2 separate regions of the Homo sapiens genome follow, and region 1 is linked to region 2. A link is an interaction called in ENCODE POLR2A ChIA-PET data of the cell type or tissue named here. Cell type or tissue: IMR-90. All regions are shown on one strand. Links, peaks and the distances in the headings refer to the core of each region. The heading gives the core; the rest is flanking DNA.

Region 1 (10,628 bases), core at 906-8,905, 220 kb after region 2:
TTTCCAGTGGAAACTGTGTGTGTGTGTCAAATAAGCAATTCATTTATTAATTTATTCACTCATAACACATTATTTATGAAGTGCTTATTAAGTAATCATAGGGTACAGAGAATGCAAAGATTGATAAAAATATAGCCCCTAACATAACATAGCCCAGGAGTTCACAAAACAATAGATGAGACACACACCAAAGCAGAATATTAAAACAATATAGTCAATAATAAGCTAACAAAATGACCCAGCTTTGGGACACACATAAGACCTGACTTCAAAAGGAGCTAGAGAAATAGACTGTATTCTTCCACTGGGCTTCTGAGTGGTTGATTTTCTGTGCTTCCAAAAAGACAGAGCTTCAGACCCATTGGTCATGTTAGTAGAAACTGATGCCCATCTCTTTAACTTGAAGAGAATCAGCAAGTTGGAATAATAGAAAGAGAATAGTAGAACAACCAGTGCTGCCAATAAAAGTGAATTGGTAGGGGAGAAAAAGATAAAGAAAATAGAAAGTGGTATTGGTAGACTCTTGGAAATCATGGTTTCCATAGCAAAAAGTTTGCTTTCTCTCTGCCTCTGACCCAGGAAATAAACACTTTCTCATGACCCTAATTACAGGATACTTCGAACTGTAGAAATTTGCAATGACAGGAAAATACACACACACACACCTGTTTCCATAAACTAACCATGGAAACTATTTAAAAACTGATAGTCATATAACCTATACCAGAATGTGTGACAATAACTTTTATACCCAAAGCATAGAATAAATATCAATAGAAAATAATTTATGCTGAAATAGAGTGAAAACTATTTATTTTATATAAGATCCCTGAGATAAGAAACCAAAAGCTGAGAACCATGAACCATTAGCAATTGTTTTGAGGAACTATGAAGAATATGAAAGGTGACAGAACACTGGAGAAGAAAAAATGTGGTTCCAGACCAAGCCCACCATGAGGTTCACGAATTAAGCAAGAAATAGGAACTTATTTCCTGTTCTGACAACTGAGAACTTTGACTGTTTGGGAAGGACAGTTGACAAGGTGAGTCATGATGTCCTTGTGGAGAAGATGAAGAAATGTGGGCTGAGATGACCAGTCCATGGGTGACTTTGTAACTGGTCGAATGACTGTATCCTAAGTGGGATGACTATGGAGGGCATTTAACATAGAAGAATTCTCAGAGTGAGCCATGGATGGCTCTTCCTCTGTCTTATGCCTTATCTCAGTCAACGTGTTTACCACTGAATTAAACGAGAATCCTGACAGTGTGTTGACTACATAGATACATAGAAAACAATAAGCTGAGAGGGATACCTGATTAGTTAGTTGAAAGAATTCTGTTCCAAAAGAAGCTTTGTCACTCTGGAGCAATGGGTATAATAGCTCTGAGTAGAAAATTCTGTAGCTGATCTAAAAATTCCAATTTCAAAAGTAAGCCAGGGTGAAATGAGATTCAAGAAGAGAATACTTGAAAGTAACGAGAGTTATATCACAATATACTGCCACTACTGAAAGCTATTATAATATGACATTTTCTGTAGTATTAAAAATATGATTGAGAAAGTAGAACAAAGACTAAGGTAGAAATGGAAAGTATGGTATGCAGGCTTTAGTGCAACACAAGGAAGAACTTTCCGATATTGAGAACTGTTTAACACCGTAATGGGTTTCTGGAGGAAAATCAGAGAGTACTGGAGTGAATTCTTCCTCTGTGACTATATAAAACTGTCTTGTCCAGTACAGTGTCCACTAACCACATATGGCTAGTTAGCACCTGAATTATGGCTGGTACCAATTGAGATGTACTTTAGTTGTAAAATACACTCTGAATTTTGAAGACTTGGTATGAAAAAGAGAAATATAAGGTATCTCACCGATGGCTGGGCACAGTGGCTCACGCCTGTAATCCCAGCACTTTGGGAGTCCAAGGCGGGCAGATCACGATGTCAGGAGATCGAGACCATCCTGGCCAACATGGTGAAACCCCGTCTCTACTAAAAATACAAATATTAGCTGGGCGTGGTGGCACGTGCCTGTAATCCCAGCTACTCAGGAGGCTGAGGCAGGAGAATCACTTGAACCCAGTTGGCAGAGGTTGCAGTGAGCCAAGATCGCACCACTGCACTCCAGCCTGGTGACAGAGTGAGACTCCATCTCAAAAAAAAAAAAAAAAAAAAAAAAAAAAGTGTCTTTGCTGATATGGTTTGGCTCTATGTCCCCAACCAAATCTCATCTGGAATTGTAATCCCCATGTGTCAGGGGCGAGACCTGGTGGGAGGTGATTGGATTATGGGGGCAGTTTCCCCCATGCTGTTCTTGTGACAGTGAGTTCGTTCTCAGGAGATCTGATGGTTTAAAAGTATGCAGTGGCTCCCCCTTATCTCTCTCTCTCTCCTGCTCTGCCATAGTAAAGAACTGTTTGCTTCCCCTTCTGCTATGATTATGTTTCCCGAGGCCTTCCAACCATGCTTCCTATTAGGCCTGCAGAAATGCCAGTCAATTAAACCTCTTTTCTTCATAAAATTACCCAGTCTCAGGTAGTTCTTTATAGCAACGTGAGAACAAAATAATACACTCATTAATTCTTATAATGATCACATGCTGAAGTAGTAATCGTTTGAACATATTGAGGTAAATATAGTATTAAAATCAATTTCACCTATGTCTGATTACTTATTTAACATGACTACTAGAAAATTTAAAATTACATATGTGGTTTGCTTTTTTGGCTCACATTCTATCTCTAGTGAACAGTTAGTAAAAGAGGCTAGACAATTCTAGATAGTTTGGGATGGGAGTTACATGCTGGATAAGGACTTGTCTCAGTCTCTAAGTCCCCTTCAGATTTCAAATTTTATGCTGTAGGTTAAAGAACTGCTAATAGAAGCTGCAAAACAATTAATATCTTCTTTGTTAAATCCAAATGCCTTTCTAGCAACTAACATTTGTTGGTTTAAGAGTCCTGCTCAAGTTAAGACCATTTGTGGAAGAAGCTAAATAGCAATGACTCATTACAAAAGTGTCTCTGGACTCATGGTATTTTCTAACAGGATCATCATGTTGATCAGCCGTCACGTTGATATCTGTTGACACAGAATCTCAAACTAACAAATGACTAGCCTTTAAAATAGACACCAATAATAATCGTATTCAAGAATTTTCTAATTTTTGTTTCCTACAGTATCTTATAAAGATGATATTTAGGAGTTTAATAAATAATTTTAAAAGTTGCTGAAAATACCAAAATAACTCAATATCAAATATTTATTCTATGTGTTAAGGAAAATTGAGAAGGCAAGTACAGTCTATGTTCCTAAAATCTTTTTAATGGGTGTTCTTCACATTTCAAGACTGAATTGTTTATCTCCTTAACCAGGTTATTATAATCACCTTCAACTTAGTGTGTAAGTTCCTCATATATGAAGTGTGAGCTTTGTACAATAAGAGATCTGTTAGGCACCAGATAGATGCTTGCTATGTATAGAGATTATAATAAAGTTAAGTATTTGGGAATAAGAAGTTCATTTTCAGAGACAAGTGGAATTTTCAGATAAGCCCTGGAAGACATATAGGAAGTTATCCTAGTTCAGATCACTGCAAATTCTAACCCCACCTTCCTCCCTCCAGAAATCAACAAGCCCTTCAAGGAGTTTATAATCTAGCTAAAAAGTTCACAGTCACATATCATGGGATGTTAGGGCTGAATGAGCCAGCTCTGAAACTCTCCTGACTCCAGTCTTGATCTCTTAAGTTCCACTTGCGTTTGTTACTACCTAGGCATCTTGTGTAATTATAGGAGTTTAGTATTTTATGGGACAGGGGAGAGGGTCAGGAGCAGAAGAAGTGGTTAATATTGATAATAATCCTCAACCAGAAATGTTCTGCTTTTTGCTTATCTTGATCAGGGATCCAGAAATTCTGACAAAATGTCAGTATTCCAAAGCTCCGCAAAGACTGCCTATATAATTATTATCCCTATTGTTTCATAGGCATTTGGCTTGATAGAAAGCTAATGATGGGCACTTAAAAGTCAAATGACATGAGTAATTAAGAATAGCCATGAAGGATGATGTAAAGGCATCTCCATTTCAGACTGGGGAAAGCACAGAAATGTTCTACCTAGTGGATCATAGATAAAAATAGCTGCCATCTGCTGGTGCCAGGTACTTTTCATGATTCTCTCATTGAATACTCACAGCCAATTTATGAGATGGGTGCTATATTATTCCTATGTAAGACATGAGGAATCCAAGGCAAGGAGAGGTTTTGCCACTTGTCAAAGGTTACAGTCACTGGGGCTGGAACTCAGTCCCACATTGATCTGATTTCAAAGCCTCATCTCTTAACCACTTAACCAGTGCTGAGATGAGACTGTCTCAGATGAGTCCCTGCTTAGATCTGGATAAACTTGTAAGAGTTGTTTCCTCTGAAGGAAAAATGGGTGCTTTTCACTTTTTCCTTCTATAAAGCAGGAGAGAGAGAGGGTGAACTGCCAAGACAGAGCTGGATGTGCTCCTGGGTTCCACTGTAGGCCCTCAGGGAAATCTATGCCTAGCAAGTTTTTGATGATACAGGACCTTGCTCTAAAGAATTCCGTACATCTCATAGCTGTACGCCTCACTCAGGACAGCAACTAAGAAAAAAAATTACCTAAAATTCGGGTTAAGTATTATTGGCAGCACAATTTCTGTAACAATTCACTCCCTAACTCCCACTAGCAAGAGGTAAATCAATGCCTCTTATTTCTCATTGAAACCCGTCTCTTTTGTACCCTTAATCATTTTGCTGCTCCAATGGAACTGTGTGCAAATTAAAACCCTAATGAACTTGCTATCTTTGTATTCTGATCTGAATTCAGTCACAAAATGAAGGACTCCAGCCACAATCACGAGCCAAGAGAAAACAAATGTATGTAATGCATTACCATTAAAACCTTAGAATCTTTACACTAATGATGTTGGGTAAGAAATGTTATCTTTGGGTAAGAGAAACAGAAAAAAAAAAGTGACGGCATGTCTCTCAAAGAGACAAGCAGGAAACATTCTGGAAAAGTGGGTCATATTAGAAAATCTCTGCGGTTGTTACAAAGCCAAAAAGATATTGCCTGTTTTGTGCAGAGCACAGTTCTAGCCACTATGAAGGGAAAGTGCAAGAAAAGAAGGCGGAAAGAAAATAGGGAAGGATTAAAGGCAAGAATCCTGAACAGATGGCTAGTTGAAAGGAAATAAAACACACTTCCTGCTTTTAAAGCATTTATCTTTGCGCAGGCTTCCCTATCTGACTTATTTGCAACCACCAGATAATCAAAGCTGTAATAAAAGCGAAACTATTCTCCATCGCTAAATTAGCTAGTGGTTAAAAGGGAGACAAGATGAAAGAGTGTGGATTACCCACTCAAATTTATCATCAGTAAAATAATAACTCAAACCACAGGACCTAGAAGAGGATGACTTAAATAAGGACAGGCATTTGCTTCAAAGAAAGAACAAAGTAGTTAGGGCATTCAATGAATAGCGCAATGCAAGTGGCAGATACCTTAATTACCTAATCTTAGCTGAGTTAAATTGTGTGCCTGCCCTTGCCAGTAAAAAATAGCAATCTAACAACATGGCCAGTTGTTAATAAAGTATTATTTAGAAAAAGAAAACAATTCCAGATTTAATATCATATAAAGGTAATGGCCTCATTAGATGTGCATCAAAATGATGCCTAATCAGTACCATTATTATTATTTATTAATAATGGCGGTATGGAACCCGATTTCACAGTGGCTGAGGTCAGCCTCACATGGATGACTCACACACATGGCTGATCTACATAAATAGCATGTGCTAAGATTACCATCTGGTATAACAATCTACATCACAAGACTCCACATTTCCTGTTACCCAGGGTAAGTAAATTTCAAGCATGAGGGAAAATTTTAGCAAGTTTCTCCAAGTACCTTTGCTGAGAGACTAATGTGGCTTACACAGAGAGGAGGGGAAAGGAAATTATGAGGTAAAGGTTATTCTCCCTTTCATCTCCCCCTGACTTCCTCTTCACATAAGAGGAGAAACACCACCTTTGCAATTCTGGCTCATATCATCTATAAAATCAAATTTGTCCAATTAATCTCTAACAAAGGCACACCAGGCATACTGTAAGACACATATCTGAACAACATTCAAAGCAGGTGGCATACATTTGAAAATCTCTTATTCCTTTCCTTGTACCTTCCCTCTTTTTTGATCCCTATTCTTCTTTTTTCTTTTCCTATGTGAAGACATCAGCATGTATCATGAAATGACACAAGAGAAACCGTGGCCTCTGAAGATTACTTTGATATTTTGGATTTCTAATAAAGACACCCACATTTGAAACCATTTTCATACAAAACTAATTTTGTCTCATGCTTAAGATTGTACTACCCATCAGGGTGTTATTACTGCCATAACTACCATCAGAGATGGGTGAGGGACCTCCTGTAGTTGTACCTGCTTGCATGAGGCCCTCTGGTGCATGATCTAAACATCCCTCTCTCTCTCTGAGAACTCCCCAGGGTGTACCAGGCTCAGAAGCCCTCAGATGGTCTTTCAGAGCATGGGGCAGGCCAACATCTCTACTCTGTGTTTAGTTCTTCGGATTCTGTTTATGTTTTAATTTAATTTAATTTTTTTCTTCAGATTTACACAAATCTAGAATTTTGCAATTCAGTTTATGAAAACAAAGATTACAAAATTCAGATTATAATTAGGCAAGTAACAGATATCTCTCTCTCTCATTTTTTTTTTGCTGTTTGTAAGAAAGAATATTGTATTATAGTAATTAAAGGTATAAACAAACAGATTTAATATAACTAGGAGGAAAAGCAAACAAATAGTTTACAGCAACCTTTGCTTGTGAACAATGACTATATTTATTACTAATAATACAAATCCCTTTTAAGCACAACACTTTATAGCAGAGATCAACACATTTTTTCTGTAAAAGATAAGATAGTAAATATTTTGGTCTTTGTGAACCAAGAGGTAAAATAGAGGATATTAAATAGAAGCTTATACAAGGGAGAATACAAATATCTACAAAATTTTTACTAATGAAATGCAAAATATAATAACAGTAATTTAGCACAATTTTTTGTAATACCAATCTACTAATGAGAAGAAAGAAATTCTTTAAAGGGGGCCTGGAGGAAGTGATATTTTTTATAGTTGGGGTTTAAATGTAATGTTTCCCATTAGCAAACTGGTGCAAATGTTCATCTGCACCATTCTTAGCTCAGGGGCTATACAAAGGCAGATGACAGGCTGGATTTGGCCTATGGGCCATAGTTTGCCAACCCCTGTTTTAGAGTCTTGAGTACTTTCAAAGGAGCAAAGTGTTCTTACATTTACTGTGTCATTTACGTCTCACCATAACTCTATGAGAAGCCTGGCTAGATACCTTATTCCCACCCTATGGATGAAGTTCCTAAAACTTCCACAAATGAAGTGGCTTCCTGAGAGAATACACCAAGTAAATGTTGGAACCAGGACTTGAATTTAGACTTCTTAACTGTTAAGTAGATTCCAATTTAGGGCATATACTAAGTCTCCTCTTCCTCTGATTTACCGAGGTAAATATTAAATTAAACTCTAATGATATTTCAAGTATTGATACCACCCAAAAGATTTTTGGAACCTCATTTTTGGTAATGTTTATCAGAACATTTGTAATGATGGTCCATCTTCATCCTTAGATGTTTAGAAACAGCCCCAAGTCTTCTCATGCCATCTCATAATGTAAACTGCATTTAAGTCACAAACAAGATTTAGCGATAATGAAATGAGATACTTATTCTGGATGGGCCTCAAAAACCAATTCTGAAGACGATGTTTAAGCAGAAACACCCCAAAAATATCTTTAAAGCAAAGACATCTTTATTAGATGAATAAATAGCCTTTCAGTTAATCTTTACAGAATTTTAGAATTTACAGTTTAGGAACTTTGAAAATAAATTTTTCCAATGTCCTTATTTATAGAAGAAGAAGGAAACAAATTTAGAAAAGTTACTTTGAAGAACAACATTCAAATTGTAAAATCTAATGTTTGTTTTAAAACCTCTCTCTCAGTGGTAATAAACAATAATGAATTGCGCTCCAGTACACATCTTGTAAATTACATTGAGTATAGTGACTTTAAGCCAGGAAGGGTAAGATCTGGGAAGTTTGGACTTTTTAGGCCAAGCTACCGGTTCAGATGACTTCTCAAAATCTCTTCCAGTCCAAAACTCCATGATGCTATGTAAAATCAGCTGGAGTCAAAGCCAAGTTTTGTAAATAGTGGTAACTACTTACTGAGTGCTTCCTATATGCCTTGCAGAGTTCTCAGCCCTTAGCTCATAAAATCTTCACAACAATCCTATATGGTAGTTAATGTTATTCCTATCTTATAAATGAGGAAACCTAGGCTTAGAGATGTTCGCCTAAGTTCACATGTATAGTTAGAGGCAGATATTGGATTCCCAATTGATTGGTTAGTTAAGATTCAATCAGAGAAAATTATTAAGAGTGATATATATTTGACATCATACAGTTAGAGGAACGGGCTAGACTATTTACTGCTGTTGCTTTTGCATTTGGTGCTGGGCTTAAAGTCCACAGAGCAGGCTGACAAGAAAGAAAGACAGACATAAAGTAGGGAAGAGCAAAGACAAACTAAATCCATGAGAATAAGCTGGAATCTATGAGGATGAACTGGAACCTGTGTTATCCTCTCACCCCCAAACCTCAACTTCAGTGATATGTGTATAACCTGCAGAAGAACTGGCTTACTTTGCCACAGTGCTCCATATGAAACTGCTCAGGTAGCATTCTCAACTTCCAGTTTACTGAAATCATTACTGTGCTCACTCCTTTGGAAACTAAAACCTCTAGACTAACGGAGCAGGAACAGGAAACAAAAATTCCACTAGTTTATGTCTAGGAGAATAACTATTATTCCCATAGAGAGGATTTGCCATTCCAGGATTCGAGAGGTGCATTTGCCTAAATAGGTAAATCTTATCTCTGGCAGAAAGAGCATTATATATTAGTCAGTAATTAGAGCAAATAAAACATCCTGGAGGATATTACTTTTGTCTTCCAAGTTATTTACATCCAGTTGGCACGGTATCCGAGTCTTCAAAAGGCCATCCCACTGTTCTACCATGCCGACTGCTTTATAGTGATTGGGAACATAGAAAGACCACTAAATTCCATGAGTATGAGCCCCACGTTGCACTTAATTTGCTGTAAACTGAATTGCTTTGTCAGCAGCAATGTGTAGTGATAGCAGCATTCTGTGAGTTCATAGATGGTAGTATTGGCACTACAGGAAGTTAAGGCAAATCTAAATCTAGAGTAAATGTCTGTTCTAGTAACAACAAAGTGCTGGTGCTGTCTGTAACCTGATGGAATTGATCCAATATAATCAGCCTCCAACCAGGTGCCTTCTTAAACCCACCAGGTAGTGGTGCCATACAAGTGTTGTTCTTGCTGTTGGTAGGACAGACCCTTAGCAGTGGCTGAAGCCAAGTCAGCCTTAATGAGTAGAAATCTATGTTGCTGAGCCCATGCATAACTTCTACCCTTTCTTTTATGCCTACTTTCTTCATAGAGCCCCTTGGGCAAGGATGGGGGTAGCTGGAGAGAGAAACTGACTGATGTCCATAAGACAGGTTATCTCATACACCTGATCATTGAGATCCTCCTCTGCTTAGACTGCTCTTTGGTGCAAATTCAAAGAGGTCCATCGACAAATCTTTTCCCCAGACCTCTTTTTCACTAATTTTCTAATAGGGCTTCTTCAAAGTCCCTAACCTTCCAGATATACTCATAGATACAGTCAATGAGTCACTGTACATCCATACTTTTTGCCCTTTCTCCTTTCAAGCAAAATGAGCAACTAGGTGCACTTGTTGAAGTTCTGCCTGCTGGTAGGTTTTTTCCTTACCACAGTCTTTAGGGCCACCCCAGAGTGGGGCTATAGGGATATAGCTATCTACTTTTGGGCATTGACCACACATCATCAAGAGCGATCTATAAACCAGGCTGAAATCGTTTCTTCTTTAGTCAACATCTGTGCCTTTGCATGTGCAATTTACCTTTGCCTTCAATACCTGCTTCAAGCTGATCTCATTTATACCATTTTCCTTTAATAATGGAGCACTTCTATACACATATGACTTTTCTTTTTAAGAGATGGAATCTCATTCTGTTGCCCAGCCCAGGCTGGAGTGCAGTGGTACAATCATAGCTCACTGTAACCTCAAACTCCTGAACTCAAGTGATCCTCCTGCCCCAGCCTCCCAAGTAGTGAATAGCTAGAACTACAGGCATGTGCCACCAAGCCTGGCTAATTTTTTATTTTTAGTTTTTTGTAGAGTCGAGGTCTTGCTGTGTTGCCCAGGCTGATCTCAGACTCTTTGCCTCAAGCAATCCTCCAGCCTCAACCTCCCAAAAAGCTGGGGTTACAGGTGTGAGCCACTGTACCCAGCCGCACACACATGACTTTATGAGAAAAATATGTGTGTCTCCATAACCCATAATCTTAACTATTGTGCTACACTTCTGTCATAACAAACAGGAACTAGCATATTTAACATAGAAGAAAAGGTCAGGTGAC
Region 2 (10,628 bases), core at 1,604-9,603:
CTTTGAAACAGTCCATAATTTTATACTGAAGGCTGCCATCTGAGGGAATCTCAGCATTCTTCTACAGTTATTTATTAGTTCCTACATTTATTGCTTTTTCAAAACTCAGAAATAATGGTGAAATTTAAAACAGCTTAATTAAACTTCAAATGTGTGGTTCTGATAAGCCTGGCCCAGAGCCATGGCATTCCAAGATTCTCAAATAGCATAATCTAATTAATTTTTTTTCTAGAACACAGAAGTCATAAACACACAGTAATCTGAAGCACTTAGTGTCCTGCCAGCTGGCATCTTCTCATTTCCAGTTTCCCTGCACTGTAATTTTGCTGCCATTTGTGAGAAACTGTGGATTTCTCCACTTTGGTAGATTGTATTAAGTTACGTGCTATTCAGTTGAGGTATTTTTTAATGAACTAATTACATGTTAGTTAATAAGAAAACATTGCTTCAACAGTCAACTGTTGAATATCACTTTTAAAGAAATTACTTCAGTCTTACAGTAGGAATGTCTGGGAACAGGATTGACCCATGAAAACAGCATGATTGCTAGCAGTGAATTATTGAGTTATAAATACATGTATGAGTACTGGATATCATTATTATTAGCAATAACAACATCAACAACAAAGACATCTATGAAATTCAAATTTTAGTTTTTCCTGCCAAAATAATGTTTTCCATTAATGTTGTCCATGTCTCATTTTATCAGTGCATAATAACTGAAAGGCAGTGAGATATACTAGGCGGGTCCATTGCAAGACTCCAATCCAATGTTCTGGCTGTAAGGGTGATAGAGGTGGTTGCACTCTATGCTGTTCACTTTTAAAGTTTGCTCCTAATTCTTCCACATCTAATTCTAGATCTGATGAATAATAATCTCTTCATTGTGTTCAGATCAGTGATGATTTCGTAGACACTGATCCTCTCCCCTTTATGGCAGCATTGATCTTTCTGGATGTGCTGGTTCTGGACCTGTTTGTCTTCAAATCCATTTCTCACCCTCCCCTGCTTTGCTTTGCTTTGCTTTGCTTTGCTTTGCTTTGCTTTGCTTTGCTTTGCTTTGCTTTGCTTTGCTTTGCTTTGCAGAGCCGGGTTTCCCAGGCTCCTACATCACTGGCTTTTCCCTGGACTCATCCTATGAGAAAGAAACACTGGTAGGAGTTTGGAGGGTACAAGAAATGGAGGGAAGGCCAGGCCACTTCTCTTCCTGCCTCTCATGACATCTTTGGGCAGCAGCTGCATCTCTCCCTCTCGCCTAGTAGGCTTCCCACACTTCATGTGTCCAGCTCAGAGGTGGCAGCGTCTTCCTGCCACTGCTAATTTCTGAGTTCTTTCATTGTCCCATTAGGCTTCCTAGCTCTTCTATCACCAGTGTAGCCAATTCCCTGCATTAAAGTCCTCTTGTTCTAAATATTCAATGGCTTTTATTTCCTGGCAGACTATGACTGAGATTTCAGACTAAAAATCATTCTCCTAAGGCTATATCCATTTTTCTTTCATTGCAGATGCTTATTTATCATTTCTTGGTTACAACTTTTTGATGTAGAATTGCATAGAATATTTTTCTTCCTCTCTTAAAGAACACTTTGGATTTGGGAGGAGAGAGAAAAGTATAATGGGTGGATGAGCAGTTATTTATAAGGTACTATAATTTCTGCCTGACTTTCTATATCCTGGGGTTCACTGTTCCCACACAGCAAGGCACACATTTTTGTTGAGGGACATGATGTCATCTTGCACATTTTGTTACAAACAGGTTTAATAATGCATTGTTGCATCTTAAAGCCTGCGATGGAATGCTCTGCTCCTGCAGCCAAACTCAGGATCCATCTGGTAGACCTGTTAGTCAACGACCCCAAGAGCTCAGCACATTTCTGCCTGTTGAAATAGAACAGAAATGACTCCGACAGACTTAAGGCTCAGTTTTAAAACACAGCCATGATGTCATCAGTATGAAGGTTTTCTCTCTGTGTCTCTTCTTTATCTACTATTTTTTCTTTCTTTCTCCTCCTCCTCATTCCTCAAACCTTACCTGAGATCAAGTAGCTTAAAAACATTACATATATATGCTAAAAAATATTGGCATTTTTCATACACCAAGCAATTTGAAACCTTGTCTATCATTGTCCACCTAAGGGCTTAGCAGTTACAGAGAAGGATGCATCATTGAGACAACTTGGTCCGTTGTGGGATACACACGAGTTTTAAAGTGTATAAAAATGTACACTTCATAAATCTCATTAATTGCTGGTCACCACTTTTCCAATCTAAAAACTATATTGTTCTTGCTTCTGCCAACAATGTCTTAGCCATAGTCAATATTTCCTGAATTCTCCATAAAAGTGCTGACATCTCTTTTGTTGCTCGTGTTGTTCTTCCTCATTGGTTTCACTGAAAAATCTGACATCGTTCAAAGTCCTTCACAAATGTTACTTTCTCTGAAAGCGTCCCAGATCCTCCAGGGAAAGAAAGAAGATTAATCACATGCATACAACTGACCCTAAATCAATAGTGTATAGCTAGATGTATATAATCTTAACGGAAAAGAAGAACGAGAGAGAAGAAACAAATTTAGGAGCTAGGAAGTAGATGAATTCATGGTAAATGACTTAGATACCCAAGGAATGGAACTACTAAGTCACCAGTAGGGAAAACTAAAAATCAGCCCAGATTTATGCCGCATGATCCCCAAACGCACAACATGTGGCCTTATCACGTACCTTGAGAAGTGAGAGTGAAAGAGAGTAAATAAAGAAGATTAACTCAAAGTATTTTTTTAAGAAATAGACATCATCAATTCCCTAGCTCACTATGCCAGGCTGTCTGTCCTTTCCCAGTTTATTGTCTAAAAAGTATGAAACACCAGGCCTTAAGTGGCAGCAGGCATAGTTGATGGTGTGGGTATCTTAATGAAAAAAGTCATTTTATGCATACTGAAAGTAAACACCCCTAGCTCTCTGTGTCCACTTTGCTCCCAGAACATTAGCGGCCAGGCAAGAAGTGAAAAAAATCTTCCTTGGGAAATATTTCTTTGCTAAAAAGAAAGCTATAAAGGTATTGACGGCAGAGATTTCCTATTAAAATTGTCCAGCCAAATCACTCTACAGTGAAACTGACAATTTACAGTCCCCATTCATGCACTCAGAACATCAAATCAGCTTAAGAGTGTCCTGCCCTTAAGTATAAAATTTACCAGACCTTTGAGGAAAGCTTCCTAAGTGGTATATATAGAACAGAAAAGAAACCTTTTCCCCTTGTGCACACATATCACACAAAACAACTTGGTTGAGAAAAAAACTTGCAGACAGAAGAAAACTTCAGTAACTCCAAAAGCTTTTATTAATATCATCAGGGAGATAAAAATTAATGTAATCATGTAATAAGAACCAGAGATTTTGTTTGAAAAAAAGAAGCAAAAGAGAAAGGAAGAAGTTGTAAATAGAAGAGAAAAATATCAACATAAGAGGACCCATACAAGTGGTCCAAAATTCAAAAAGCAAGAGGTCTAAAAGGAAATGAGAAAAGGAAAGCATCAGTGAAATTATTCGAGAAAAGTTTCCATAATGGAAAGATACGTTGAAACAGCCTGCCAACTGCCTAGAAAAATAAATAAAAATAGACTCATACTGAGGCAACTCATTGTGAAATTTCAACAAAGAGAAGATCCTGAAAGTTTCCAAAGATGAAAAAACAATTAGGTCACATATGAAGGATCGGGAATCAGAAAGACTCTGGACTTCCCAGCAACTCTGAAAAGAAGAAATCAATAAAGCAACACCTTCAAAATTCTGAAGGAAAATTATTTTTGATCTAGATATATGAACCCTGACAAACTATCAATTAAGTATGAGAGTAAAATAAAGAGATTGTCAGATCTGCAATGTCTCAAAATTCTCTCTCCATTTTTCTCTTGCAGAAAACTACTGGAGCATGCGGTCATTCGAAGAAGATGGGTCACTAAAAGAAGATGTGAGATGCAAGCACTAGGGGACTGAAGACCAGAGAAAGGCAAAAGGAATCCTCAGGTTGTCTGTGCAGAGACCCCAAGATAGAGCTATGTCCCAGGCATGGAACAACCAGCAGTATGAGTAGCTCAGAAGACTTCGGGAGAAAATGTGGAAGATGAAATTAAATGGCAATCTAATGATCCTGAATTTTTAAAGAAAAGATTGACACAATGAATACAGTATTTTGGGTTGAATTAGTGATAAGTACATATATAATAAAGTAAATTTAAAGATAAAAATATATTAATTGTGGGGAAAATACAAAGATGTACAGGAAAGGAAAAGTAACCATATTTTATATGACTCAGCTGGGAATACAGTTTTCATAGCCACAGTAACAGAATATTAGCTTTAACCAAAAACACCACATTATTATATCGGGAGGATGAAGAAGGAAAGGATGCATGTGTATGGAAAAAAAAAAGGAGCTAAATGGTCATCTTCCATAAGGGAAAGTCAATAGATAAAGCCTAAAACTGGAAAATTAAGAAATAGCAATATAACCATGCCATGCAGAGACATGGAAATGAATAGTACGATAACCACCTAAAAAAGGTGACAATGACTGTTCTGGAGAAAGAGACACTGTAGAACAAGAGCTGCAAAATGCTAGGCTTTTAAAAAAATTTTATAAATCTTACAGAATTGTTTGAATGTTTACATTATATGATGTATAACATTGGTCCAAAAAAATCACTGTCAGGCAAATTTAATTGTTCATTCCTCTTTCACCATAGTGCATTGCTCAATTAGGGGCCCACCTATCATGCTTGGATAAGGCTGCCTGGGTGTCTATCTCCTAATAGATTGTGGGCTTGTTTAGGGCAAGTGTGTTTCCTTGCCTAGCATGATGCCTGACACAGAGTTGGCAATAAAAAAGTACTTGTGAAAGGATTGTTGTGGAATTCTTGGCCCTAATTCTACCATATGGCATTATGGAAATCAAGTCTAATTCCTCTTCCAAATGAAAAAGTCCAAATATTTTAATGCAGTTACCATACCTGCTCTTAAAGCTTCTCTTCACTAAAAATTCTCAATATGTCTATAATTTGTGGGTCATTTTTAAAGTTCACTCACTATCTTGGCATAGACTTCCAGCTAGTTCTGATTAGTCTTCGTCTCTTACAAGTGCTGGATAAAATATTTAAATGTGTGGTCTGACCTGCGCAGAACAAGTGGAATTCCCACCTCCCTAAATCTGGATACTCTGTGTCTACTGATACAATCTGAAATCACATGACATTTTCTGTAAACCATATTTCCTTGTTATCACATATTTAGCTTATAGTCACCTATAAATCCTCAAGTCTTTTTCTAATTGATTTCTGGCAAGCCTCCTTTCTGCCATTTTCTATGTGTACAGTTGATTTTAAGGTTCAAACATAAGACTGTACATTTTTCCTTATTATATAATTTTAGACCATCATGCCAATTCATAGAGACTCTTGTTCTTATTAAGATCTTGTGAATTAATATAATAATCCTTCCCAACTTCCCATGACCTGCCAATTTGATTTCACACCTTTATAAGCTAACTCAAGTCATTAGTAAATATTTTAACCAGGTTAAAGAGGAGGATTGAGGCCCTTGGCACAACATTAAAGACTTGCCATTGGGTTGGCAGCCTCTGTTAATGAGAATTCCCCAAGACTGACCATTCAACCAGTTACAAAGTCCCCTAACTCTTTATGTCATTCAGATAATAAGTATTCACTTTGTCTATAAAGATATCGTGAAAATCCTTGTCAAATACCTCGTCTAAGTAACAACAACTATAACAAAAACAATTTATCGGGTATGTGCCAGACATATACAAATAATGTCGATTTACAGATTAAAGCTCATTAAACCATTACAATAACTCCTATACTGTATTTCTCTGATGTGCCAAATTAGTAATCCTGTCTTTTTGCTACATGTTTTTGTCAAATGGTCTAAGTAAACAAGTATTGTGTCTTTATACCTTCTCTTGGAGAGAAGCTGTTAAATATTCCCACAAAATCTTGTAGTTAAGAAACAATTTTAGTATTTTTCACACAAGACTTCCTAAATTAATTTATTATATAACTTTTCTCAAGGATCTTGTGTTATTCAAAAGAATACAGTTGGGAAACGTTATATTGATCCTTTTCCAGCTGTTCCAGACGTTTTCACAAACTTTCTGTGTACTTCACTTCTTCAGGGCTTTGGCTGTAATTGTTCTATTCCACCGGAATGCCTCTATCTCTTCCCACCTTCATGGGTCTATAAACTCTACCCATTCTTCCTAACTTAAGTGCCATATTCTAAAAAGATTATGATTATCTTCAAAAGAGGAATTTCTTTCTCATATGAAAAAAAGTCTAGATTTTCACAGATATCTTCCATCAGGTGCTGTCACACAGAACCTCATATATTATTTCTGTCACAGAAGTCCCTCTGCGAGATTCAGAGCTCTTTAAGGTCAAAGACTGCCTCTTTTTTTTTTTTTTTTTTTTTTTTTTTTGAGACGGAGTCTCGCTCTGTCGCCCAGGCTGGAGTGCAGTGGCGCTATCTCGGCTCACTGCAAGCTCCGCCTCCCAGGTTCACGCCATTCTCCTGCCTCAGGCTCCTGAGTAGCTGGGACTACAGGCGCCCGCCAGCACCACGCTAGGCTAATTTTTTGTGTTTTAGTAGAGACAGGTTTTCACTGTGTTAGCCAGGATGGTCTCGATCTCCTGACCTCATGATCTGCCCGCCTCGGCCTCCCAAAGTTCTGGGATTACAGGCGTGAGCCACCATGCCTGGCCCAAAGACTGCCTCTTATTCCTATTTTTTTATTCAGAGTTTTGCCTATTATAATAACATATTTATAGTTGATGCTTAATAAAATCTATGGATTAGTCCAGAACTTAAATCTACTGACACCTACGGCTGTCACTGTGGTTGCTCTGTAGGAGGTCTTGTTGGGGATAAAATGGAATTTGTTTACTTCCTAATACATCCATGCACATACAGAATCCTGACTGGGAGAAATTACATATCTGAGGAGCAATCCATCCCAGCAGGATGTTAACCTTCTCAACTTCAGAACCTAGAAGTAGACGTAGAGACTTGAGTATTGGAGTCTGAGAGTTGAAGATATGTTGCTCTCATCTGACCAAAAAAACAAAACACAAAAACCATTCAATTGGCAGTGATAGAGAATATCACATAACCTTGAACATAAAAACAAGTGAGCCAAGACATTGAGGTGCTTGGTCTTTCAAGTTATTTGTTCACTTCCATGGATGAGCTGAGAGCTCTGGTCCCATGATTGCTCATAAACATTATTACAATCACTTCACGGAGATTATTTTGGCTGCAAGAGTCACAAGCCCAGAGATGGAAGAGGAATCACATCCGTGAGCTATTTTAATAATAAATTGTTTGCTTGCATTTCAGCTGAGATTGGTTGGATTTGGCCTCATTTTAGACTTAGCAAACATCTCAAACTGGTTTTCAAATGCTTTTGATCTTCTATAACCAAAGTATGTTTAGCTAAGCACTACCCTCTTAATTTCTAAAACCCACGCGTACTTTATAGGAAATGTTGCTCACATTGTTTTGACTCATTTACATGTTAAATCATCAAAATATTGTTTGGGAAGGGTGTTTTGATGTCCAAGAAGATTTTTCAAGCATTTTATAGGCTGGTTTTCTTAAAAACAGGAAGCTACATTTTGCCAAGAATAAACAAACTGAAAGCTCAAGAGGCAGGAGGTTGTTGGAAAACTCCAAACCCGCACGGTTGAATGGGTTCTAAACCTGGCAACACACCTTTCCCCATCTTTTTGTTTAATGTGGTTCCTTGTCTTCCTCCCAAAACCAAACCCCTAAAGCCACACAGGGATGCAGGATAAAAGCACAAACAGGAAGAGAAAACGAACAACAAATGGAGGGGAATTTTAACCCAGGCTTTATTCTGCAGGCTTCCTTCAGAGAAGCAGTGACATTATGCACCAGGAAACTGAGGCACCACAGGTTAGTTTTTCTCAAGGTCCCCATGCAAATTCAGGTCAAAACCAAGCAACCAAGAGGGAACTCTTCTTGCTCACTGTCTTATCCCTCGACCCTCACCCATCACCCCTGCCAATTGCAGAAAGCATACACAGTTTATACCCCTCATTCAAAAGATGAGCCCCTTCTAAATCTTACATCAGCTGTGAATCGTCAAGCCGTGCTGCTTCCAGAAGCCAGAAAGCACCTCAGCTTATGTTTTTGCCTCTGCCAAAGGAAAGGGCCCTGCCCAGTTTTGAATCTGCTCAAGTCCTGAGAAAGTTTGCAATGGTGTGTGTGGGAGATGGCAGTGTGGGTGGGCAACACTGAACAACCCTGTACCATACCACAGGAAAAACGTTTTTGGCTCCACTCATCATCTTTTCCAAGCACTGGCAGATTCCTTTGCCTGGTGCTTTGGTTCCCAGAGGTAGGCATCTCTGAAATTTAGGTTCACTTCCAAATCTTCTGAACAAAATGCAAAGCACTCCCTGGCCTGCATTTCTGAGGCAGCTGATGCCAGGAACTTATCTGCATTTTTTCCCTTTTATATCCTAATTCTGAATTTAGTTTTCTTTTTACATTTGGCCCTAGAAGCCAAGGAAAGGGGGAGGGCAGAATCCAACAAAAAAGCCATTTAGCCCAAGCTAAACCACATTAAAAATGAAATAATCATTTTGGTAAAGCTTTTAGATTCGCATTGCATGGCATTTCTGAATAATATGACCATGACGCTGAAAAACCCTTAGTATTTTTCTTATCCCATCCTTTACTCCAAATCAAACTAATACTAATTTTTTTTAAAAAAATCATAAAACACGTAATTTATCTCCTCTCTCGAGTCATCTCTGAGCCAGTCAAAAATTCCACCACATTTAAAATGATCAAATATGCATATGGAATTTTCATTGGAAATTTAAGGAACATGGTTATACTCAGTTTAATTGCTAGAGCATGCTTTCCACCTGTTGCCACTTATAACAAACTCAATCCACCCCCAGTACTAAAATTTTTGGGTTATTTATACCCCAACTTCTTCGGGAAACTAAAGAGTCAAGATAACAGGATGCAAATATATTTTGTTCTTTGTTATTTTTCACAAACAAGGAATACATTCTCCTTTCTCTAAATGCATTTAAGAGCTAAGGACAAAACTAAATGCTACACGTATATCAAAGAAAGCCTAAAGACTTTTTAAAGGCTATTAAAATGCCTCTGAAACGGATAAAGTTTTTATTCCTTTTATCTTACTTTTCTTCTTTCTCTTTAAAGGAGGCATAACCCTCTAAGTTAAGGCCATTTCTATACTGGAAAAGTAATAGCTGAACAGTTCAGCAGGTATGTGCAGAGAGACAATTGCAGTCCGGGGAGTTTAGGCTAATAAAAAGCTACAGTTTGGCAGAGTAGAAACAGACAGAGGCCACATAAAGGGAGTAAAAACTACGCTGAAGGGTAAGCCATAATTTGTTGAATGGGGATCTGTGTGGGAAGAGAATTCTGTGATTAGAACCCATCTAGACTAAAAACAAACAAATGAACAAGTAAAACAATATGAAAAAAACAGAAAAACAAAGCTGCTGGTATGGACCAGCACTTGATAATCACTAAGATTCCCTCTAACTCTCACGTGATTGTCAGGTTCCCTTTCTAGGGATTTTGATTTTGTAATTAAATGTCTGATGTTGAAAGCAAGTGTATATCTGTCCGGGCAGATCAGTAATGTAGAGGTCCTGGTGAGCAGGAGGGACTGTCAATTTTGCAGTGGCATTTCCAAGACCATACTAATCATTGTCTATGATTAGCAGGATTAGCTAGATTATTTGGGTGAAAACGTGCTCTGAAAATAAAATGTGTTCTTTTAAAACCATAAATTTTAGTGATAATCCAAATCCAAATCTTAACACATAAGCAAATTTGTGAATACGGCACGTGTACATTTTTTTGTTAATGTATAAAACCATGCTTTCTTATCTTACTGAAAGCATTCTGTGTGTAGATAAAAATAAAACCCTTTCTCCTCTTCCTAATTATCATCTACTACAGAAAGCTATCACCTCAGAAAGAGTTTATCTCCCTGTCTGCGCCAGTTTTTCCTAAGTTCCCTTTTTCTGTCTACAGTGATTCTGTCAATCACTAAAGCTAAATACCTTGATGTTGTCCAGGACATGCTTCTTCTGCTTTCTCTTCCACCACGTCCATTCACCCTACAAGTGCTGTCAGCTTGTGCTTTTCAGTGTGTCTGACAGCTATTCTTTCCTTCCTAATTGCTACTCCTGGCCTCCTCACTCAGCCCTAATCATCTCAAGCCTCACCTCTTGTGTGTGTGTTTCCTGACTGGGATCCCTATTTTCACTTTGTCTCCATCCAGTCAAACTGAAATATCACAGCCAAATGAAACTTTTCTGATGTCTCCTTGCATGATTAATGCAGAGTTCTGAACTCTTCATAGTTACTTCATAAATATGTTCTATAAGTGATTATCAATCCTTGACTCAAGAGCCTTTAATAACTACTCTATTTCCCATTAAGGAAAATCTGAAGCCTTCACCCAGCATTAAATGCCATCAATTATCTGGTCCCTTTGATTACGTCTAAACCTCATGTCCCATGCTCCCTTCTTTGAAA

Evidence for each region. ChIA-PET counts read pairs that join two places held together with the same protein. Peaks named below come from ENCODE experiments on the same cell type or tissue, not always from the same donor. Only the 100,000 strongest peaks of a DNase experiment are listed, where the experiment ranks them.
Region 1: POLR2A ChIA-PET joins it to region 2 with 5 read pairs; 2 of 35 experiments call an interaction of 5 or more read pairs at or near these places.

The regions. Positions count from the first base shown.
Region 1 is chr1:218,468,971-218,479,598 of GRCh38, reverse strand. No RefSeq gene overlaps it. Among named protein-coding and RNA genes, the nearest start is that of TGFB2-OT1, 32 kb to the right of the region's middle. In IMR-90, for the core only: no CTCF peak of the experiment used is centred there; DNase peaks (open chromatin) are centred at 3,018 and 5,818; H3K27ac peaks cover 706 bases; H3K27me3 peaks cover 204 bases.
Region 2 is chr1:218,692,597-218,703,224 of GRCh38, reverse strand. It overlaps LOC105372924 (a long non-coding RNA gene), which reads left to right. Exons shown (of 4, transcript XR_922605.2): 4 at 3,917-4,661. Among named protein-coding and RNA genes, the nearest start is that of LINC02869, 190 kb to the right of the region's middle. In IMR-90, for the core only: no CTCF peak of the experiment used is centred there; no DNase peak of the experiment used is centred there.